Regions from separate parts of the Mus musculus genome. Here region 1 is linked to region 2. A link is a loop called in an ENCODE intact Hi-C map of the cell type or tissue named here. Cell type or tissue: heart. All regions are shown on one strand. Each heading gives the region's core, and the rest is flanking DNA. Links, peaks and the distances in the headings are about the cores only.

The links. Peaks named below come from ENCODE experiments on the same cell type or tissue, not always from the same donor. Only the 100,000 strongest peaks of a DNase experiment are listed, where the experiment ranks them.
Region 1: a loop joins it to region 2, with 2.9 times the contacts of the local background. A loop is called at or near these places in 4 of 42 quality-filtered maps.

What each region holds. Positions count from the first base shown.
Region 1 is chr9:123,716,027-123,727,501 of GRCm38, forward strand. Lztfl1 (leucine zipper transcription factor-like 1) reads right to left here and starts at 1,599. Exons shown (of 10, transcript NM_033322.3): 1 at 1,500-1,599. The coding sequence starts at 1,502. In heart, for the core only: no CTCF peak of the experiment used is centred there; a DNase peak (open chromatin) is centred at 1,615; H3K4me3 peaks cover 611 bases; H3K27ac peaks cover 584 bases; H3K27me3 peaks cover 400 bases.
Region 2 is chr9:123,841,715-123,852,691 of GRCm38, forward strand. Fyco1 (FYVE and coiled-coil domain containing 1) reads right to left here and starts at 10,185. Exons shown (of 18, transcript NM_001110253.2): 1 at 10,067-10,185; 2 at 1,745-1,894. The coding sequence starts at 1,799. Gm51700 (a long non-coding RNA gene) reads left to right here and starts at 4,396. Exons shown (of 2, transcript XR_003948283.1): 1 at 4,396-9,287; 2 at 9,517-10,249. It overlaps Xcr1 (chemokine (C motif) receptor 1), which reads right to left. Exons shown (of 2, transcript NM_011798.4): 2 at 10,601-10,977. In heart, for the core only: a CTCF peak has its summit at 3,532; a DNase peak (open chromatin) is centred at 3,587; H3K4me3 peaks cover 839 bases; H3K27ac peaks cover 2,992 bases.

The DNA.
Region 1 (11,475 bases), core at 1,615-9,614, 120 kb before region 2:
ATTCCTTAATACACTAATTTTCAGATCTCTACAGAAACTTAACCTTACCAAATACAACCTTAAAAAGTATTATCTGGCTTGAAAACAAACAGTAGTCTTTTTAATAAGGCAGATGCTGTTTTAAAATAGGGAAGCTACACAGTTAGTACAGCTCTCAGACCTGGTTAGAGAAGTTTCTCTGTGCAATGGATGGTGGCTACCACACAGCTCACAGCTTTTAGGTACAGAGAATAAATAGGCTTAGCCACAACTAAGATATACACTCAGGAGGCAGAGGCATAGATAGGCAAAGGCAAGTGAATCTGAGTTCAAGGTCAGGCTGGACTACAGAGAGGATTCCAATATAGACAGGACTAAACAGAGAAACCCTGTCTTGAAACAGCAACAACAAAAACTGTCTTCTAGACATGACAGAACTGCTGGCCTAGAAACTCACAACTGTGGTCACCTGCACAAAGGTGCCAATCAACAATCCAGCACAGAGACGGGGAGGGGTTTATGAGATCGCACTTCTAGCTGAGCAGTTACTGACGGCTGAAGATTTATGAAGGGCAGAGAGACAGTTTCTTTTAAGAGTGTGGCCCAAGGAAGGTGATGGTCCCACACACATGAGTATATGTGCAGCATAAATTGGACTAGGTAGGCTTAAAAAAAACAGGACAGGAAGTAAACAATAATTCTGGAAGATGCTAGGGGATTTAAAATACATTGTATGAATGTATAAAATCTTTAAAGGATAATTTTTTTTAAAAAAGAGTGAGCTTATTGCTTAAAGTGTTTATTTTATGTGCATTGTTTGACAAATCATCTACACCCGGTTTCCAAGTGTTATCACAATGACATAAAAGAGTAAGAACACAAACAAGTACTAACTTTTTTGTGAAGCCACTAGCGTAATTTTTTTTTTTTTTTCGTTTTTGACATCAGAAGCAGGACCAGTTCCTAGCTCAGGATGGTTTAAGAAATGGTCTGTTTTGTTTAGATGTATACAAAGTGACACTTACTAGGAATTGATTGCTGGGATATGTCAGCAACCCACTTGAGCTTCACTTTCAATAACTTCTCTATGCCCAGCTATTTAAATTAATTGTACGATGAAAGGTTGGATGGACTGGCGTTTTCGCTTCAGTTTTATCTGTCTCAAAGTAAGCCCGAACTCTAATACCCAAATGGTCGTCAGACGTCCAAACAAAGAAAACAGCACCGATAATTAGTCAGTTGTAAAATCAGGTGCTTCAGAAAATTAGATTCAACCAAGTTCACACAGAAAGTTGGAACCAGCCCGTCATTCTTCACCCTGGCAAATGTGTGCGGCTGTGTCGGCCAGGGCTTCCCAGACCACAGCCAAGGACGAGGCGACAAGGCCGGAGGAAGGCTTCAGCAAGAAGCTGTCCCCGCGGCTCGGCCGACGTGACTCCCTCCCCGGCGAGGCCCCGCTCGCTCGCTCGCTCGCTCGCCCTCCGCACCCCGGCTGGGCCTCTCCCGACCAGGACACTCACCATGGTGGCGGCGGATCCGACAGGAAACAGGGAGGCCGGCACCGGGGCCTGAGGAACGGAGGTTGTTTAGAAGCCGCGCGTTGCCAATGGGAACGGAGACACGTGGGCCCTCGCTTGCACGCTATCATTGGCTCTCAGTGTCACGTGACGGATGATGTTGCGTAACTGGCTAATTTCCGCGGGTACATTGGCTTTGAGATCCGGAAGTCCCACCTTTTCTTGCCACGCTAACCTGGGGCGGTGCCTGCCGTTGCCAATGGCAACAGAGAAATTTCCGGTCGGGGGTGGGGGGGGGGAGCTGAGCAGCGCCTTAGGTGCCAGCGTGTTTGCCTACAATCAGGACAGAAGTTGGGCTTTGGCACCGGGATCCAGAGCTGGTGGTTCCAGACCTCTGAGAAGAACAGGCTGAGTGAACAGGGCTTCAGCGTGACTGCATCCGGCTATCAAGCTCATGCTGGCCCTGGTGCACGCCCTTCCTCCATCTGCATTGTTTTATAACGCTGGCAGAAGAGAATAACTTTACCTTTTTGGAAAAAAAATGTGCAAAAACATAGGTTTATATAGAGTAGTGAATTAGAGAGACAAACACTAGATTCGCCAGGAGAAGGTTGTGGAATAACGTCCTGATCTCCCTGGCGGAAGTTTTCACTTATGAAGTCTAACTTGAGTCATTAGAATCTTCAAGTTTTGGGATAGGTAAAGATCCTTTCCAAATCTGTTGGTGATCTTTTTGTCTTATTGACGGTGTCTTTTGCCTTGCAGAAGCTTTGCAATTTTATGAGGTCCTATTTATTGATTCTCGATCTTACAGCGCAAGCCACTGCTGTTCTATTCAGGAATTTTTCCCCTGTACCCATATCTTCGAGGCTTTTCCCTACTTTCTCCTCTATAAGTTTCACTGTCTCTGGTTTTATGTGAAGTTCCTTGATCCACTTAGATTTGACCTTAGTACAAGGAGATAGGAATGGATCAATTCGCAATCTTCTACATGATAACAGCCAGTTGTGCCAGCACCATTTGTTGAAAAATGCTGTCTTTTTTCCACTGGATGGTTTTAGCTCCCTTGTCAAAGATCAAGTGACCATAGGTGTGTGGGTTCATCTCTGGGTCTTCAATTCTGTTCCATTGGTCTACTTGTCTGTCGCTATACCAGTACCATGCAGTTTTTATCACAATTGCTCTGTAGTACAGCTTTAGGTCGGGCATAGCAAACACAGAAGTGGATGCTCACAGTCAGCTATTGAATGGACCACAGGGCCCCCAATGGAGGAACTAGAGAAAGCACCCAAGGAACTAAAGGGAACTGCAACCCTATAGGTGGAACAACAATATGAACTAACCAGTACCCCGGAGCTCTTGTCTCTAGCTGCATATGTAGCAGAAGATGGCCTAGTCGGCCATCACTGCAAAGAGAGGCCCATTGGACTTGCAAACTTTATATGCCCCAGTACAGGGGAACGCCAGGGCCAAAAAGGGGGAGTGGGTGGGTAGGGGTGGGGGTGGGTGGGTATGGGAGACTTTTGGTATAGCATTGGAAATGTAAATGAGCTAAATACCTAATAAAAATGAAAAAAAAAATCTTCAAGTTTAACCGTTGTTCCAAAGTGATGACTACCTCTATGGTCGCCTTGCCTTTAACCCCAGCACTTGTAAAGCAGGGGCAGAAGGACCTCTGTGAGTTCAAGGCCACCCAGGGCTTCATAATGAAGCCCTGTTTTAAAAAAAAAGACACTGTCCTATGAAAGACAAGTATAGGAAGAGGTTATCACAAATATTGGTGAACATACAACCACTCTAGGCCAGTGCAGTATCTTACGAGGAGGCACTGAGTAAACCAACATCATGCAGAGCTGCCAGCCTTCTGAGCCTGGGAGACTTTAAAGCAGGAGGGAACAAACATTCAACATTAGCTCTGAGTTATCAAAAGTTAATTTTGATGGTGCATTTTGAGATTGTCTTTCACAGCCAATACAAAGTAAAGTTTAAAGTGAATCACAATCGGGTGCTTTTAGATGCAGAAGAATTTTAGAGATATGGTTCCAGAACTACTTATAAAGGAAGAGACTAAGAATCTACAGCTTGGAGAGGTAGATGGAGGCTTTGAAGTTTGAGTCTTAAAACTATAAATCTGTTTTCAAGACAAAAAAGACTATTGCCAGGTGTTGTAATACAGTGGATATTAAATAAATTCTGATTTCAAGAATCTTCTTTCATTTTTTTCTGTTTTATTCTATCTAAATGATATTAATTAGGTAGAAAGTGTCATAATTGTCACAGGGGCTAAGCTTAATTACTTAAAAATCAACTTGATGGCTGGCCAGATGGTTCAGCAGGTGAAGGCACTTCCTGACAAACCTGATTACCTTCTTCAATTTTCTGGATCCACATGGTAGAAGAGAGCCAGTTCAGAACTATTGTCTTCTGGTTTCTACATGAACACTACATCACACCTGTGCTCCCCTTCCACGTATACACATACATGAGCATGCACACACCTGCAGACACGACTTTCAAATTTCTTAAGTGAACTTAAACTTTTGTTGTTAGAACAAAGTGCTAACAGATAAGTCCTTTAGAATAAAGCTAATTTATAAAGACACTATATCTTTAGGAAAAGGTCCAATAATGAAAACATATCCATTAGTTAAATGGTCAGAACAAAACAAAACAAAATAAAGCAGAAATAAGTTAAATGGATAAGAGAAGAGAAAATGTGTTCAGAAAAGCCACATGCCGTGATTAGTCGGGGAAGGCAGATCTGGAATATAACCACATGATCACTGCCATGGGTTTTAAGTCTTATCCTAGTACAGATAACAGAATTTTCTTGTCCATATTTACCTGCTTACCCACCACCACAGAGGTAAAGTTCTGCCTTCTGTTTAGGAGAGTGTCATGAGCAAGCTGTGTCAGAAACAGGCACATATGCATCTTTTCACAATATTTCAATTTTTTATGAATGATAGATTCACAAGCAGCTTCAGTTTTATTGACTGAAATTTGCCAAATACTCTTCCTTTTTTCTAATCTTTACTAATATTTTTAGGCTATACATTATACATCATTCATTAAATCTATCTATAGTATATAGATGAATATATATGTATGTATATGTTACAGAAAAGCTACAAGAGATAAATAAAGAAGCTATAGCAAAATTCTAGGAGACCTAACTGAAAGGAAGAGGCAAGAAGCTAATGTGAATGCAAAGAGAATTTTGGCAAGGATGGCAGTGGGGTGAGAAGGTGAGATCAGATCAGATTGATTGCAGATCTACTGCAGAGTCAAACCACAGAATCAGGCTGAAAGGATCTTCAGGGTTGAGCAGCTGAGGTGAGATGTAGGACAATGATGGCCATGAGAGTAAAGTGAAGTACCAGGTCGTGATGGGTGAATGGGCAAGTGGACAGACAGACTAGGTGCTCAGATGTCAGATCAATGAGGCTGTCACCACTGCGCTGTCGGGTATCCTTCTCTTTATGGGGTCCAGGTGAAGGTGTTGCACCTCTTCTTCAGTTTGCTGTTCGATAACTTTGCTGGTGTTCCTGATATACTTGTACAATCCCAAATTTATAGGATGATACTCTATTACCTGAGACTCCTATGTATGTTGTGTGTTTTGATCACTGCCACCCCCGCCCCAACTCCTCTACTCCAATTTCAACAAGGACTTCATGGGTATCTCAGGACTATTGAAAAGCAGGAGAAGGGATAGTTTGCTGCCTTGCTTGAGGCTTGGTACTATTACACAGGAGTCCTTTACTTAGATGATCCAGAGATAATTTATCTGCCCATGGAAGAATTAAGACCAGCAGCAGTGTTCTTATGAATGTAAGCTGAGGCACTCCAAGGCATTGGAGGGTAGTCTGGAGGTACTAGTGTTATGTTTTATAAAAAGAGAGCCAGTATATGCTTAATAGATGGGGGTATGATGGGATGGGAGGCGTACCTTAGGGCATGGGAAGGGGAGTTGAGTAGGGAATAGAGACAGAGAAAGGCAGAGGGGGGAGAGGAAGAGTTGGGGCAGAGAGAGAAGGGGCAGAGAGTGGGTAGGAGAGTAAGAGAGTTAAAGAGAAGGGAGGGGCCAAACAGCCCCTTTTTTAGGAAGCTAGGCCAACCTGGTTTGTTGCCAGGTAATGGTTGTGTGATACCTAGAAGGAATGTTAACAACTAGCTTGGCTGTGCCCAACTTCACCTTTGTCCAGGCTCTTCATCTTTTCTTTCCCCCCCTTCAGTGGCGTGGAAACATAATCTGTATCCTTACAAAGCCCATTAGGATAGATTCAATTGCTCAAAATGAACCCGTCCAAGCCCAGTTAAATTTCCATTTTTATCATGCTATGTCTCACATTTCTGGTCAGTGTTGTTTGATCTCATAACAAAAGTCACCATTATTTAGTATCTACAGTGGACTAGACACACTCCATCTTAGTAGTATATCCTCAAATGTAATTACTTCATACGCAGTAGACACTGGGACTTGCACATGGAGAAAATAGCTTTGCTATGCATTGTGTTTTCAAGTAATTAAACAAGTTTTTCCCCCATAGGTCTGTATTGCTGAGGAGATGAGTGTTCCCTCACAGGCAAACTCCTGTTATGCTGTGTTATCAATGCAGGAATCTGCACATAGGAGAGAGAGTGTGCACAGTGCAAATATTTCATCTGTGAAGTCCTTTGTGGGTTGGGGATTTTTGAAGTAAGCACTACAGGCACTTACCGGCTGCTAAGAGAAGGAGAATCAGTTGTCTCCAGAAACAAGCCCTCTGATGGTTATTCATCAGACTGTATTTATATATTTGTATATATGTATTTGTAATAATAATTAAAGAAGAGATCATGATTTTGAAGGGAGTTGGGACATGGAAAGAGTTGGAGGAGGGAGAAGAAATGGTGGAAATAATGCAAATACAGTCTTTGTGTATGGAATTAAAACACACAAAAATTTAAATTAAAAATTGAGAAAATGACAAAGCAAAAACAAATAACCACCACCACAACAACAACCAAACCATCTTGCCCCCTCAAGTTAACATGAAAAAAAAAAATAGAAGGAGGAAAGCTTTTGAAGTTGAGCTGGAAGTAGATTGAGTAGTGTTAGAAGAAAACCACTTTGGGGAATCATCTTACAGCAGAGTCTTTACAGTATAGCTTTATTAATTCTCCCCCAAAATCTGTCTGACTTCTCCAGATAGCCTTGTTAGTTGAGGAATTAGGTAAGACTTTTAAGAAGGAAAGGGCCAGGATGAATGATGTCCTGGTTAGTTTTTGCTATAAAATTTTCACAACCAACAGTTACAGGGAAGAGGAAGTCTCCCTTGAGGGATTTCCCAGATCACATCAGCCTGTGGCTATGCCTGTGGGAGTTGTCTTAATTTTTTGATTGGTGCAGGAGGATCTATCTCATTGTGGTGATGCCACTACTGGGCAGGAGGTCCTGGATTGTGTAAGAAAGCAGGCTAAGCATGAGGGAAGGCCAGAGTGAGTCAGTAAGCAGCTTTCCTCTATAGTTCCTGCCTGAGTTCTGCTCTGACTGAACTGTTACCCAGAAGTGCAAGCTGAAACAACCCTTTCTTCCCAAGTTACTTTTGGTCAAAAGGTTCTAGGACAGAAGGGCTCACTGAGGAGCCATGGGGCTTCGTTGATCTCCAGGATGGCAGAGACTATTTTCAGTAAGTTGCAAATTTTGCTAGGGTCAGGCAGCATGGAAAAGTGCTGACAAATTAGACTTATGAAGTATGTATTGCATGCATTGAAGATCAGGTAAGGAAGTGGTTCACCATAAAATACAACCACCTTTAAGATAGTGTGGATCGTGGCAAGACTTAGAACAAATCATAGATTAGTTTCACTGATAAATCTCTATTTGTTGACAACACCCCTAAAAGGAAATGAATAATAAAATTATCAAAAACAAAGCTTATCTTAAGAAAATTATCAAAAATTAGTTGTGAGGACACTTTCTTAGGAAGTAAAAGAAAAGTTGCTTGCAGAGACAGTCTCCAGCAAATCCTTACTTTACACTTCATATACATATACTCATATACTCATGTACATATACTCATTTTGTTAACCTGCCTTGTGCTCAACAATTGTTCACACAGAACGAGATACATGAAAGACACTGTGGGGAGGGAAACAAGAGAGATGGACTGGCCCTTTAATCAAGCCAATCTTAAAGCAGACAGCAAGTCATAAGACACATTTAGGAGAGAGCATGGATGGTCATTTTTATAATCCAAGAGAGGAGAATTTTAGAGATGTATTCCAGAAGGCAGTGGGATTTTGATGAGGCCTCAAAAGTGTAGAAAAGTGTGGGAGACTGACGGCTATGTATGAGAGGGTTGTCCCAAATTAGGAATTAGATATCCATCAGAACCAAGAATGTACATTTATGTCTCTTAATGGTTTCAGGAATAATAATGGAAGATAACAAATTTTGAATGAATTGCCCTCATTCAGAAATATGGGCCTTTTCAGGGCTGTGGTCTTCCCTATTTGCCTAGATTAGTGACAAACCAGTTGCATTTTGTCTTAGAAAATGGAACAGAACACTTCTGTTTGCTAAGGCAGTTTTACCTACAAAAGGCAAAGTTGTGTGATCTGAATAGCCCTGTACCAACTGGGTTTATAAATGGAAGTTTTCTCTGAGAAACGGGTAGAGGGGGCTAAACCATGATAGAGGTAAAAAAAGAAGTCCTGTTCTCAGCTAGCTGATGCAGAAATATCTTCCCCACTACTGTAATTAAATTGGTTGAAGGAAAAAGTCTTTATTTAATGGTTAACTTGGGATATGCTTGGCGAATTAGGCAGAAGAGAAGCAGGCACATTTCAATAAACATTTGTGAGTTCCTGATATTCCTAAAAACTATGTCTAAGCTGGGCATGGTGGCACATGCCTTTAATCCCAGCACTCGGGAGGCAGAGGCAGGTGGATTTCTGAGTTCGAGGCCAGCCTGGTCTACAGAGTGAGTTCCACGACAGCCAGGGCTACACGGAGAAACCTTGTCTCGAAAAACCAAAAAAAAAAAAACAACAAAAAAAAAAAAACCTATGTCTATGAGCTGTTTTTGTTTTTTGTTTTTTTTTTTTTATCCTGAGCAAACCCTATCTCTAGAAAAGCATACCCTATCATCTCAAATATACCCAGATATCTCTATTTCCCATGTTAAATGAAAATTTGGGCAGATTTATATAAGTATTTACAATCAAGAGTGTTTTATTGATCTGATTTGTTTATTACTGGACACTGACATCGCTATGATCTTTGACCCCTTAATTTTCTTCTGAGGCTCTGTCCTCCTTCACTTCCTTCACTTGGCTCAGGTCAAGACTTTCATGTGATCATTCAACCACTAACTGTTTCAGTTTCTTACTGAACGATCCTGCTGTAATGTTAAGGCGATGGGATCCAACCTTAAGTCCTCTCAAGCACACTTGTTTGTTTGGCTTGGCTTCATAAAACCAGTTTGACATTTGTTTTCCAATTTCTTCTGGACTTTATAGCATGTCTTCTAAATTTTTTTCCTGGTCCCCAAACATTCATTGTCCTTGTTAATTCCAGCATAATTGTTCTTCTCCTTTTCTAGAAAGCTAAGCTCCCTTGGTAGCTTTGAACTGCTGCTTAAAACAAATTGTATTATAAGTGAGTAAATACTTAGAGCTTTTCAACACCTAGTACGGGAACTTACTTGAGGACAAGTGTACGTTAAAAACCCTGATAAGATGATGAAATGAAATGACCTTTTTTGGGAAGATAATTTAGAAATTGCTGTCAAAACTGAAACACACACACCCTTCCACCCATTAAGTTGCCTTCTCATCGGAGAACTTATTTAAGAAAAACAAAAGCACAAAGATGTGTACACAAATGTCATTGCAGCTCTCTTGGTATAGTAAACTATCTTGAGATAGTTCTTCTCCACCCCCCTTAGGGTGCAATGATAAATTACATTATAGTGATACAGGGTAATTTTCTTCACAAGAATGAGGACGACTATGTACTGGACTAGAAATATATACAAGCTATGTAATATGAAGAAAAATAATTAGAGAAGAGTGGTCACACTAAAATCTCAGTTTTATAAATGCAAGAACAAGTAAACCAGAAAGGCAGTTTTGTAAATTCTGCACACCAATTGTACAAAGGGGACTAAAGCAGTAGAGCTCTCACTATTACAATCTAATGACACAAAAATAAAATAAGTGGAGAGTCATTGCTGAACCACCTTTGTCAAACTTGTCATCGTTTTAAGTGCTTGCATGGCCAAGGTGTCTTTCTCCTAAGACTTGGGCTGTTTTTAGCACTTTAATCCCCGAGGCAGGTCCCCCTAACTCCTTCCCAGTCCTTCTGTCTGACGGTGCAGGCTCCTCAGCCATTGTCCCTTAAAAATTGGATTCTTCTAACCCTGAACTGTGTTTGTGATAATTTGGTTTATTCCCAGTGTTCATTTTTTGAAAATGGACATAAAAGCTGCACCCCAGCCGCATGCTTCCCACATCCATACTCAGATTGTGTTTGCCAGAAGTGGCAAGAGTTCCTAGTCGTCTCAAAATGACTCAAAGTCAATACTTCTCAGGACAGCTCACAACCTGCCAGGGTGACACTCTTGCTCCATCACCAGCCACTGCCTCTGCATCCACCGTGTGTTATGTCCACTCATCTGTGAGGTTTTGCTCTCATTTTGTTTCCAGCACATCTTGGAATCCTGCTCCTGAACTAACCCAAACCCATCACTACCCGGATACATTGGGAGAGCTATCCCAGTCTATTCCTCTTAACCAGAATAACAAAAAAAGTACTGTCACCTCTAGTATGTCTAAAGTCTTGTCAATTTATAGAAATTCTCCTACTGCGAGTCAGATTGGCTTCATCGAGGAATCACTGAAACATGCCTGGGTAGTATAAAAACTGATGAGTGTTCTATACCTTCCTTAGGAAGTGAGAGTTCATAAGTTAAAAATTAGATTGCATACCTAACTACCTAACTTCGTGAGCAATTACACCAACCTAGAAATCAGTCATGTCAACAAAACTGCAGGATGGGCCAAACTTTACTTTTAAATATTTAAAGTTAAAAATAAAACCACACCATCAAGCACTGCCAGAGACATCATTAGGAACTTAAGTTTGCCATGCTTACTACCTTATTATATTTTCCAGGTGGGTCTCAAACTTTAAGGCTTAAAGTATCTTCTCACTTTAGCTTTTTAGTAGCTGGAGCTATAGGCCTGGACACTACACAGTTTGAAAGATCTTTTTTTTTTTTAATTTATTTTCTAGAGCAATTTCAGGCTGATAACAAAAGTAGGAGGATGAGAGATCTGTGTGCTCTGTGCCTCCGGATAGCACACCTCACACCACCAGCCTGTTTCCTTGGAGTGCAGGTTTGTTGAAGAATTGAGGTGAACATACAGGTGCTGCCCAAAGGCCTGACTCAAAATAGCTGCTTGTTTTGGACCTTGTCTCTGATATGTAAAGAAGATTTTGTGATTTTTTTTGTGTCATTTAATCATGATGGGTTACTTCACTCAGGATGATCTTTTCTGGTTCTATTCATTTGTCTGCATTTTCCATAATGTCATTTTTAAAAACACCTGAGATATACACCACTGGGTAAATGTCCATATTTTCTTTATCCATGTTTATCTTTGGTTGAGGGACATCTCGGTCACTTCCAGCTTCTGACTAGCATGAAGAAAGCTGCTATGAGCATAGGTGACCAAGTGTCCTTGTAAGATGGAATGTTCTTTGAGTATACACTCAAGAGTGGTATAACTGTCAAGAGGTATAATGATTCCCAATTTTCTGACAAATCACCATTCTGATTTCCACAGTGGCTGTACATCAACCACTAACAGAGGAGTGAGTGTTCCTTTTGCTCCACATCCTCCGCAGCATGAGCTGCCACTTGTGTTTTTGATCTTAGCCATTCTGATAGGCGCTAAGATGGAATCTCAGAGTTGTTCTGATTTC
Region 2 (10,977 bases), core at 1-8,000:
ATTTATTTTTCTCTGTATATCTGTATAATTTAAAACAAAACAAAAAACACTAAATGTTTTAGCTGAAAGTCTAATGTGGTTGTGAGCTAAGACTGGTGCTGTCTAACTCCAAGCTTTGTTCCACAGTGGTTCTATGATAATAGGTAAGTCAGATACACTACTGTGCCTATTTCCTTCACTGGAAAATGACAGTAACAGCACCTACCTCATAGGACCAAACAAGAAGATTCCATAGGTTACTATCAATAACCTGTATGCACGGCAATGTCATATGCACATGAAACAAAATACAACTCAAAAGTTTTGGATTTTTGTGCATTTCAGATTTCAGAGTTTTAAATTAGGGATGTTCAACCAGGAAAATATTACAAAATTGCAAAATATCTAAAAATATTATAAAATCAAACAAAATCTAGCTCTGGAACACCTTTGGTCTGCCTTTGAGATAATGGGCACTTATCATGCTTCAGCCATCAGAGGCCCCAAAGCACTGCAAAGAGCAAATCTGAGGAAGCGGGTTGGATCTTGTTGGCTTTGGATCTAAGATTTGGACTGTGGACTGCACTGAGGCTATCCTGGACCAACAGCCTTTATTGCAAGATTTCTAGTGTTTGTTCAGCCCTAGCAGTCAGGAACCCAGATTTTAGGCTGTCAGGGAAGTGTCACTGAGACAGCTGCGGGCACAGATCTATGGCAAATGTGCTGGAGCTCCAGAGGCTTATAAAATCAAGTCTGGCAGTAGTAGGGTTGTGAGATGTACTAAAATCAGGTCCTTGGGAAGTCGTTTAGAAGAGTAAAACTCGGACTCTCACAGTCCACAGAAATGTTGTTATTCTGTCAAGGTCTAGCTGTAGTTTTGACTATTTCCCCACCCTTACCCGTCTCCAATGGTTACAAAAATCCAAGTGGCTCCCCCAGGAAGCCAGGAGGTAAGCAGAACTAGGACTAAAATGCATGGGGAAATGGCCATCAGTGGCTGGGGGCTGGTGCAACATGAAACCTCCAAGTTTTTCACCTTCCTGTTTAAAAAGAGGAGAATGTTTCTCTCCTTAAAACCCAAGCTCAGGGGCTGGTGAGATGGCTCAGCGAGTAAGAGCACTGACTGTTCTTCCAAAGGTCCTGAGTTCAAATCCCAACAACCACATGGTGGCTCACAACCACCCGTAATGAGATCTGATGTCCTCTTCTGGTGCGTCTGAAGACAGCTATAGTGTACTTATTTATAATAATAAATAAATCTTTGGGCCGGAGTGAGCAGGGACTGAGTGAGCGGGGTTGACTGGAGGGAGCAGAGGTCCTAAATTCAATTCACAACAACCAGATGAAGGCTCACAACTATCTGTACAGCGACAGTGTATACTCATATACGTAAAATAAATACATAAATCTTAAAAAAAACAAACAAACAAAAAAAAAACAAAACAAAACCCAAGCTCACCAAAGCCTGGCAAGGGGTGATTCCATAAAAGGCACCGAGGCAACTTAAAGCACAAATACCAACTGAAACCAGCCCTCTTAATGGTATTTGATTTTATTCACAAACTACCTATATTGTTCTGAGAGGTGTGTGAGGTAAGCCTTCCCATGTGCACAGAGACTGGATATCTGAAAACCAAATATTTCAATATGATGTGTCCCTGAGGGCTCGAATTACTCTGTGCGTGAACAAGGAGAGGGCTGAATTCTGACTATCAACAGGCAAGGCACAAGCCCAAGTTCCTTACAACTAGCCACTCAACCAGACCTTGTAGATCACGGATGATCCTCTGGAGCTGAGTCTCAGTGCTGCTAGAAGCCATGGCTTTCCTCTTTCTTAGATGTGTAGGTCCAAGCAGGCTATCACTTCAGTGCTGTGTGGCTGCTGGTCAGCAATGGTCAGACTCCATGGTAGCACCTGTACAGGGAATAGGCCACAGTTTATAGAGTGTAGAGGACCTTCACTCTGGGTATAAGGACTCATCAGGTATCTTTCCTTAAGGAGATGGCTTGATCTTTCTGTGTGAATCTTGTTAGCAGGTTTGCTTCTGATATACTTATATTCTGACATCATGACTTGATTCTAGACTGTTCTGTGTGTGTTTTGTCTTTTTTTTTTTAATTTTTTTTTTGTTTGTTTTTGGTCAACTTGACACAGGCTAGAATTACTGAAGAAGGAACCACAGGTGAGAAAATGTCCTTTAGACTGGCCTGTGGACAAGTCTCCGGGGCAGTTTTTAGATGAGCTATTGATACAGGGAGGCTCCTCCCACTGTGGTTAGTGCTACCTGTGCAGGTGTTTCTGAATGGTAGAAGAGAGCAGGCCGAGCAAGTCACAAGGAGCAAGTCAGTCAGCAGCACTGTTCCACGGCTTTTGTTCCTGCTCTTGCCTCCAGGTTCCTGCCTGGCTTTCCTCAGTGACAAAGTATGACTGGAGAATTTTAAGATAAAATAAACTCTTTCCTCCCCATGTTGCTTTTGGTCACATTCTTTATCACAGTAACAGAAACCCTAACTAAAGTAAATGTGAAAAGAAGCAAGATCAACTCAAAAGCAAAGCTGTTTTTTTCCCAAGCTACTCTTCCTGTCTCTTGGGACAAAACTGCCTCATATTTAATCCTCAGAAAAGTCTCCATTGGCTCCTTCACGTTTTCCCACAGAGGTCAGACCCGCTTATCTCAGACTCTGACACCTCTAAACCCTGTGGAGCCAGATCTGCTCAGAGCCATTTTTCTTATACTTCTTTCAAAGGAATAGTCAGAAAACTTCTAGCAGGCAGGGTTTAGGGGTCCAAGAAGCAGGGGATACATACCCTAGGGCTTCTAACAGGAACAGTCTGGTATGCCTAGTAAAAGGTGGCTCTTCCATTATCAGACTTGAGCCTCTTCTACCTTGTGTTCAGCTAAGCCTGAGAATGAAAATGTTCCCTGACATGGGCTTACATAGCCCTCCCATCAGACCAGAGACAAGGTACTATTTTAAGCTCAGTCATAGTTTTCCCCAGTTGGAGAGTCTACAGCTAGTACGACTTGGGCAGTTGTTAATGTCGTTTAAGGTCACAATATGTTTGAAGACGAACAAAAAGAGATGTGAGCACCTACCTGGAAGAGAGTTCTGACCATGCATTTGGACATCAAGGCCTTTAGGAAGCTTTAATTTGCCCTTTAGGTATTCTGTGCAAAGGCACAATGTCTGCTGTAAGGACAGTAGCAGCCATATTCCCGAGAGCTGGTACATATTTACACAAAGCACTTCTCACAATCATCATGGTAGGGTAAACACCTTTCCTGTTTACAAAAGAAAAGCTGATGCTCTGTAACCTAAGGCCCAGTGTCAATGACTAGAAGTGGCTTACTCTTCTATGTGATTTCAAACCTGGGGTTTTCTCAGTAAATCCTGCTGTGCCCTTAAGACAGCACAGTCACCACTACAGAAAATGACAACACTTCTCCTGGCTCCTACCTTGAATTTCAGCAGTTCACAGTAACATGTCACCTTGAATCTGTCTAACATGTGCCAGCTCTCTCTCACTCAGTGCTATGGCCCCCTTCAGGTTTCAGGAGGTGGGGCAAGGAAGCCCTGGAAAGGAAACAGCAACTAAGCCATAAGTGACGCCAAATATTTCTAAGCAGTAGAGTGACTGGTCAGGTCAGCAAAGGCTTGTCACTAAGCAGATGCCTAGGGTCTATTTTTAACACACAAGCCAGCACAGCCGTGACTCAGTGAAAACACAGAGAGCCTCTCAGGCCCAGGAAGAAAGAGCCAGGCACTCAGACAGATCACAGTCTTACTAACTACTCCCGATAAAGGCCCCTAACAAGTACTGATGCCACTCATCAAGGATAATAGACTAGACACAGGAGCAGTTTATGAGAAGTCTGTTTCTCATCCCAGTGTTTCTCCAGGTAGAGGGGTTCACAAGGCATAGTCTAGCTTTACTAAAGCTGAGTTACTGTACTCACTAGTTTATGTCAATTTGACACAAGCTAGAGTCATCTGAGAGGAGGGTTCTCAATTGAAAAAAATGTTTCCATAGATTAGGCTGTAGGCAAGCCTATTGCATTTTCTTAATTAGTAACTTATATGACATGGCCCAGCCCATTGTGGGGCCTTTTGGAGGAGCCCAGAAGATGGTGAGTGGGTTCTAGATCTTGGACACTGAGTTATGTATAGAATTGGAATTTGCTTTTGCTTCTTCAGATCAGATTTTGACAGTGCCCTGGCTCGTCTCTCTTAAAGAACGTATTTAACCTATTTTTCACTTTACAGGAGCCCGCAGTTGAGAGACTTCAGTTTTTTTAAAAAAGAGACTGAACTTTTAAAGTATTAGAATTTGTAAGACGGTTAGACTATTTAAGTTTGCAAAATGTTTTATATTGTGATGTTGATATTGACCTGTAATATTGCAGCTGAACAAGGGAATGAAAGGAAAGGTTGCAGTTAACACTGATGTGTTGTGTGTCAAGTTGATAAGGGGTCAATTGTGCTGGCCAGTTTTATATCAATTTGACACAAGCTGAGAGAAGGGAACCTCAACTGAGAAAATGCCTCCATAAAGATGAGGCTGTAGGCAAGTATGTAGGGCATTTCTTTAATTAGTGATTAATGTGGGAGTGCCCCAGCCATAATGAATGGGGCCACTTACGGGCTGGAGTCCTGGGTTCTGTAAGAAAACAGGCTGAGCAAGCCATGAAGAGCAAGCAAGCCAACAAGCAGTATTCCTCTATGGCCTATGCATCAGCTCCTGCCTCTAGCAGGAGCTATTTGAATTTCTATCATAACTTCCTTCAGTAATGGACTATGATGTGAAAGAATAAGCCTACAAAACCCTTTCCTCAAAAGGCTTCATCAAGAGGTATTTCTCATAGCAATAGTAGCCCTATCTAAGAAGCTCTCTACCAAGGAGAGTAAGAGAAAAACATTTGGTATCCAGATAGAGTATAAGTGGCCCAGGCAGGGTTATAGATAACAACTCCTGGGTACTTGGCAATAAAGGAGAATACATCACAGACATATTCAACCAGTCACGATGCATGGCCTTGAGAAAGCTCAGATAATCTCTGGTGCTAACAAGCTGATAGCCAGACAAGATGTATTTTTGGCACCATTATTAAGGAAGAAGATCTCATTCAAGATTGAGAGTGTCACAGCTCTGAACAATGCTGGTGGTGAGGAGTTCTGGCATTTAAGGAGCTTAACACCATGGGAAAAACAGACATGTCTCCAATAAAGTTGTAAATGAGAAAAATCATTTGAGGCCGGATAAAACACCAACTGTCCAGTACTTATAATTATAAGCTTTCGTTACAGAGTCTCATACCTCCTATGGCTCTTGGGCATTTTATATTATGGTACTTTAATCACTGTTTTTTCTACTTGTTCTATAACTCCATTACTGTTCATATTTCTCCAGCACCTAGTACAGTTCAGGTATATGAAGAATCCTCAGTAAGTTACTTGCCAAAAGAATGGGACAGAATATAGATCCTCAGTACACAAACCAAACAAAACCTTGAGGAATTAAAGTATGCCAAAAAGGTAAATAATAAAAATCTTTCAAATAGTGGAAACATGGGTAAACTTTCAGCAATCTAAATATTTGTTCTTATACTTAGAGATATGAGTAGTCTTCATCCCTCATAAAGGAAACTTTTTTTTTATAACAGATGGATACCACTACAGAAAACCCCAACTAATAAAAAGGTAAACTTGTGGAGCTCAGTCCCAGTGGATTCACTTACAAAACAACTCCTGAATGTAAGGCTCAGAGTACATTGCAGAAGAGAGGTTGGAAAGATTATAAGAGACAGGGGAACCAGGAGTTTGCTGTGAGACTGTCTCCTAGTGATGTAGAAGCTACAATAGCCTTACCAACATGTCTGCCTAACTGTGGGCTGAACAAGGACAACAACAAAAAACATGTCAAAGTGGACATGGTAAAGTCCATGAATCCTTAACTTTACACAAAGAACTACAAGCAAATAGAGAATGCTGAGAATGGAAAAAAAAAAAGTCTTCCCCAGGGAAGAGCACACCAATTGGTCATTCAATATCAAATGGTCAGCCCTGAAAACATTCATGAGTAACAATTATTCCTACTGAGCAGGCTATATTTAGGAACTTATATACGATGTAACAACACTTAGTGAAAAAAGTGGCCATGAATTTGAAAGACAGCAAAGAGGAGTATAGAAGGTTTGGAGGGAGGAAAGGGAAGGGAGAAATGTTGTAATTATATTATAATCTCAAAAATAAAATATAACATTGGGAAAAGTTCTATTTCTTCAATTTAAAAATGTTTCTTCATTGAGCACAAACTATGTGCATTAAAAAAATGTAACTGTGAAGATTATATTGCCCTTATTGTGAGACTCTTGCAGAGGTACAATTCCAAGAGTAAGTGGAATAACATAATTCAGCAATGAATGAGGAATATGTCCTCTACCCTAGACTGTATGAACAGATCTGCAGTGTTCTTAGTGTTCAGGAGATTTCTATAAGACCTGTTGTTCACATCTTAGTCTGTTATATAAGGTCCCATTTTCTGGGGTGACAGAACTGTCATTAATCCTTTCTTAGTTGTGTTGGTATGGACTACCCTGGAATAGCCAAGGCTCTGGTTCCAGGCTTCAATGTTTTGTGCCCTTTATCAAGACCAAATTCTGTCATGCTCCCCAAACCTTCCCCTGACTAATTTGTTCTTCTAGTCTTTCTGGTCTTATTTTGGGCAGAAAGAAGTATCAGTTTTTTCTCTAGGGAAGTCTTGCTCATAAATCTTCGTTTGATCCAGAATAATAATCAATACACCTGCCACTAGCTTTCAGTAACCAAACCTTTTTGTTAGGGGCAGTGTTATGTCTACCTCCTGGTCTTAGGTTGAAGCCTTAACCGCCATATCTCAAAACATGATTGTATTTAAAGACAGGGTCTTTAGTAGAAAGATATCTGAGATTAAATGAAATTTTGATGATAGGTCCTCATCTAATCTGATCTGTTTCTGTAAGGGGAACTATAAAGACACAAAACAGTATGGATAAGTGAATATAGTGAGAAAGCATACAGATGCAAGTGAACAGAGGCCTCAGGACCAGCCAAACCTTTATCTAGGAGTTATGGAAAATCTTAGAATTATGGAAAATATGTTTCTGTTGCTTAAGCTTAATTTGTGGCATTTTCTTGTGGTGGTCTAACAGGCAACACATTTCCCCAGTCAGTTTCCATTCCCAGATGTGTGGATCTGACAATATCAACCAGGCAAACTGGGTGGGGTGGTATCTGGAGTCTGGGTTCTGGTGCCCCTAGGAAGAAGCATGATAGAAATAGAATAAGGCCAAGATCCAGGGTGACTGAAGCTTGAGCTAGGAGGAATGGACAAGACACTCTTCCTTATTAGGTGACTTTTGTCAATTTGTACCCTGTTCAGGCTTTAAGACTGCTTTATATGTACATTATTATTCAAGAAATAATGTGATGAGGATCATGGTATGACTAGATGTACATTTAGCTCATGTTAAGTTACTGACCACTTTCCATCTTGTTTTTCAGGTGCAGTGTGGGGGAGGTGAACCTTTATCTTCCTTCACACAAAGTTTAAGAATTGTGATTGGAAAAAGGAGGGAGGGAAAATCATAGCTTCAGCAAATTCATTATAGCTTCATTTCACTTGACCCTCTCTGGTTCAACTGTCCAGACTTACACTGAATCTCTCTAGGAACTCATTCTTGGCCTAGCTCTAAGTATATGAAAAGTTTGCTTGGATGGTTCTTTTGGTCCAAGTTTTTTGGATGCTAAGAAATCACAAATATGATGTCCTACCTCAGGCCAAAGGTGCAGTACCTCAGGCTACTGGTTGGCTAGGTCAGCCCACAGATACTAAAACCAAACACTAGCCTACTCCATAAGTACTGTAACCAATTACCAGGCCACAGCATAGTCTTCAAAAACCACAGATTCTCCTACACCTTTCTACTAAACCATAATGTGCAAATATCCTCTTCTTGACACTGAAACCTGGACCAAAGGAAAATGGGCCTTTATTGCTGTTCAAATGCCAGAGTCTTATGAACAACAAGGACCGTTGGTGGCCACTATAACTAGGCTAGTTAAATGGCTCCAATGTCAGAAAGTGGATGATAATATTCCTCTTGCCCAACTGTGCATGGTCAGAGCTATGCTCCTAGGATGGTACAGACACTTCAGTTAATTTTAGTGATACATCAAAAAGTAACTAGAAAGCAGTGTTTTTCCATGTCTAAGCTCACAGAAACACCCCAGTTTCTACCCCACAATAACTTCAAATTAAGGTTCAAATGCTGTTAGAGAGAAGCAGGAACACAAAGTCACTCAGATGTCAACATGGTCACAAACAACTGGCCTCTGCTTACAGGTACCTCTAAGGTTAAAAACCTTAGTTATAACCCTTTCTGCTGCCTGGGAGATGCTTGTAGTGAATGTGGCCTCTAACTCTTGGGTTCCCAGTGGTTCCTGGCATGAGATCATAGGTAGTCAACACACTTCCTCTAGCTCACACTGCTACACCAGTCTTGAGTTTTATCTTGTTTTTGGAATCTCCAGAAATCAGAGGTGACCTGTCAGCTAACCATTCCCTGCAAAGGGAAGCTAGGACTAAGGACTGACACTTCTTGAGTACTCTGTGTTCTGGAGGCAGCAGGCCTCCAGCCTCAAGGACTAACATAAAACAAGACCACCAGATGTTTGTTATTGATGATTTTGCTATTACAAGTGGTGTCTTTTATCTCACTTCAAAGGACTGGGCTAAACACTTGGCACTTAGCCATGCTGGCTAAGGGGCAAAGGAACCTGAGACCATTTCCAAGTTCTAAACCAATTACAAAAATAAAGTAAAATATTAAGAACACACACACACACACACACACACACACACACACACGGTACTGCAGGACTCTGTATACGTTATCTATTTTCTTAATAAAATAAACAATTTTCAAGAAGTGATACACAAATATGAACATTAAACAAACAGATAAATTCTGTCTCCTAAAGCTATAGTTTTTTTTGTTTTTGTTTTTGTTTTTTTCAGATCCTTTTAGGTAAAGGAGGCTGACAGTCAGCCCTGGGCTGATTTCCAGGATAACAATCCTGGCCCATAATCAGTATTCTGCATTTCAACACAGCAGAACTGGTTGTCATAGACCGAGAGTGTCGGGGCAGCCAGGAGGTTGCAAAACTAAAAGTAGAAACCCACAGCTCCCTTCCCCCAACCCAGCAACAGCAGCAAGCAGATGGCAGAGGAATTAACCTGCTTCAGACCACCATTGCTGAGAGAGGCTGTAAGTAGATTAAGTCCTGAGCCTCTGCCCCATTTCTGTCTGGAAAGGAAACCACCTGTGTTAAGTCAAACAATCATAGGGACAGAAAGAAACAAGTGCTGTTTTTTCTGCAGGAGACAGCCCAGCCGTGGGAACTTTGCAGAGTGACACAGAGAATCATAGCATTAATAGGAAGCTACTTGACTTGGCTTAAGTGTCAACTACATGTTCTCTTCTTTTATGCAAATAGGATGTCGCTCCGCCCTGCCCCCCATCCGCAGCCCAAGCCTGGGTGCCAACAGGACAAGCTACCACACCAGATACATTCAGTCGTCCTACAGGTGTTTCCAGAAACTTGACCGCAGAGCCCCCTTGAACTATCTGAGCATAAGGGCAGCGGGTCAGGTCAGCGAAGATACAAAAGGAACAAACTGTGTCTCCTGGACCGAAGGGGCGTCAGGAGTCCTGCAGAGAGGAGGGTTTGGCTTTCTGGGGATCAAGTCCCAGTGCCCGCGAGAACTTCGGGGTTTGGCTGCTGTGCCAGGGGTTCGGGGAGAGCTGCCGAAGCTCCGCCTCACAGGGCGGCCCCCTTCTGCCGGCTCCGATCTTGGAACAGTGTTGAGGGTCTTTCTACGACCCCGCAGACAGCCTGCGTATTGGAGCTAACCTCTCTGGAGAGAGGGTTCTCCCGAGGCGCCCTGTGTGGGAGGGGACGACCCACGCCCCCACGAAGCTTCCGCGCCGACGTCCAGAAAGGCCCCAGTGTCCCCGATGCCTGTCCGGGCGCCTGCGGCACTTACACGCTCGTGGGTCCTCCGCTGGGCAGAAACGAAACTTTCTAGGGCCGAGCGGAAGAGTAGGCGAGCACAGAGCCGACTGCCATGAAGCGCCCAGTAGCCCCAGAGCGCGCGCGGACTACAACTCCCGGCATGCCTCACGGATGGCCTACAACTCCCGGCATGCTTCACGGATGGCCTACAACTCCCGGCATGCTTCACGGATGGCCTACAACTCCCGGCATGCTTCACGGATGGCCTACAACTCCCGGCATGCTTCACGGATGGCCTACAACTCCCATCGGGTGCAACTGGACGGTGGACGCTAACTACGACTCCCGGCATGTCTCACGGCAGACGTCACTTCCTGAAACTCGAACAAGCTTCGGATACCCGGAAGTCGTGTGTAGAATCCTGAACGAGTGCTGTTTACTGTTGTTAAGCTCATGCATTGTGACCGATTGGCTTTGAACTGTGCATGAGCTGTAAATATAAAATAATGTGCCCGATTCCGAAACCCCCCAAACAATCTGAGAATAATCTCATTAGTATTTTTGTACTATTACGTTTTATTTATGAAGCTAAAAAAAAATGAACTTAGTATGTACTGCTGGACCTAAGTTCTCAGTTTTTGTTTCCCCCTCATTAACAGACACTTAAAAAACAGTGTTTGAAAATATGTGCTAAAGAACTACCATGCTTAGCTTCCTCAGTCCCGTGTTTGCTTGTTGCTGAGTTGCAAAGCACCCTGAAGCCTGGTGCAATAGAACACTGCATTCCAAGTCCAGTATGGATGAACATGCTAAAGACAGGGGACAGTACATAGGAATGTCAGCCCATGATTAGGTTCGCTTCTTAGCTCTGGCTGGCTCCTCACACTGCCTTATTTTCATCATGTTAGCTAGAAATGCTTGTGTACCTTACAGGACTTAGCT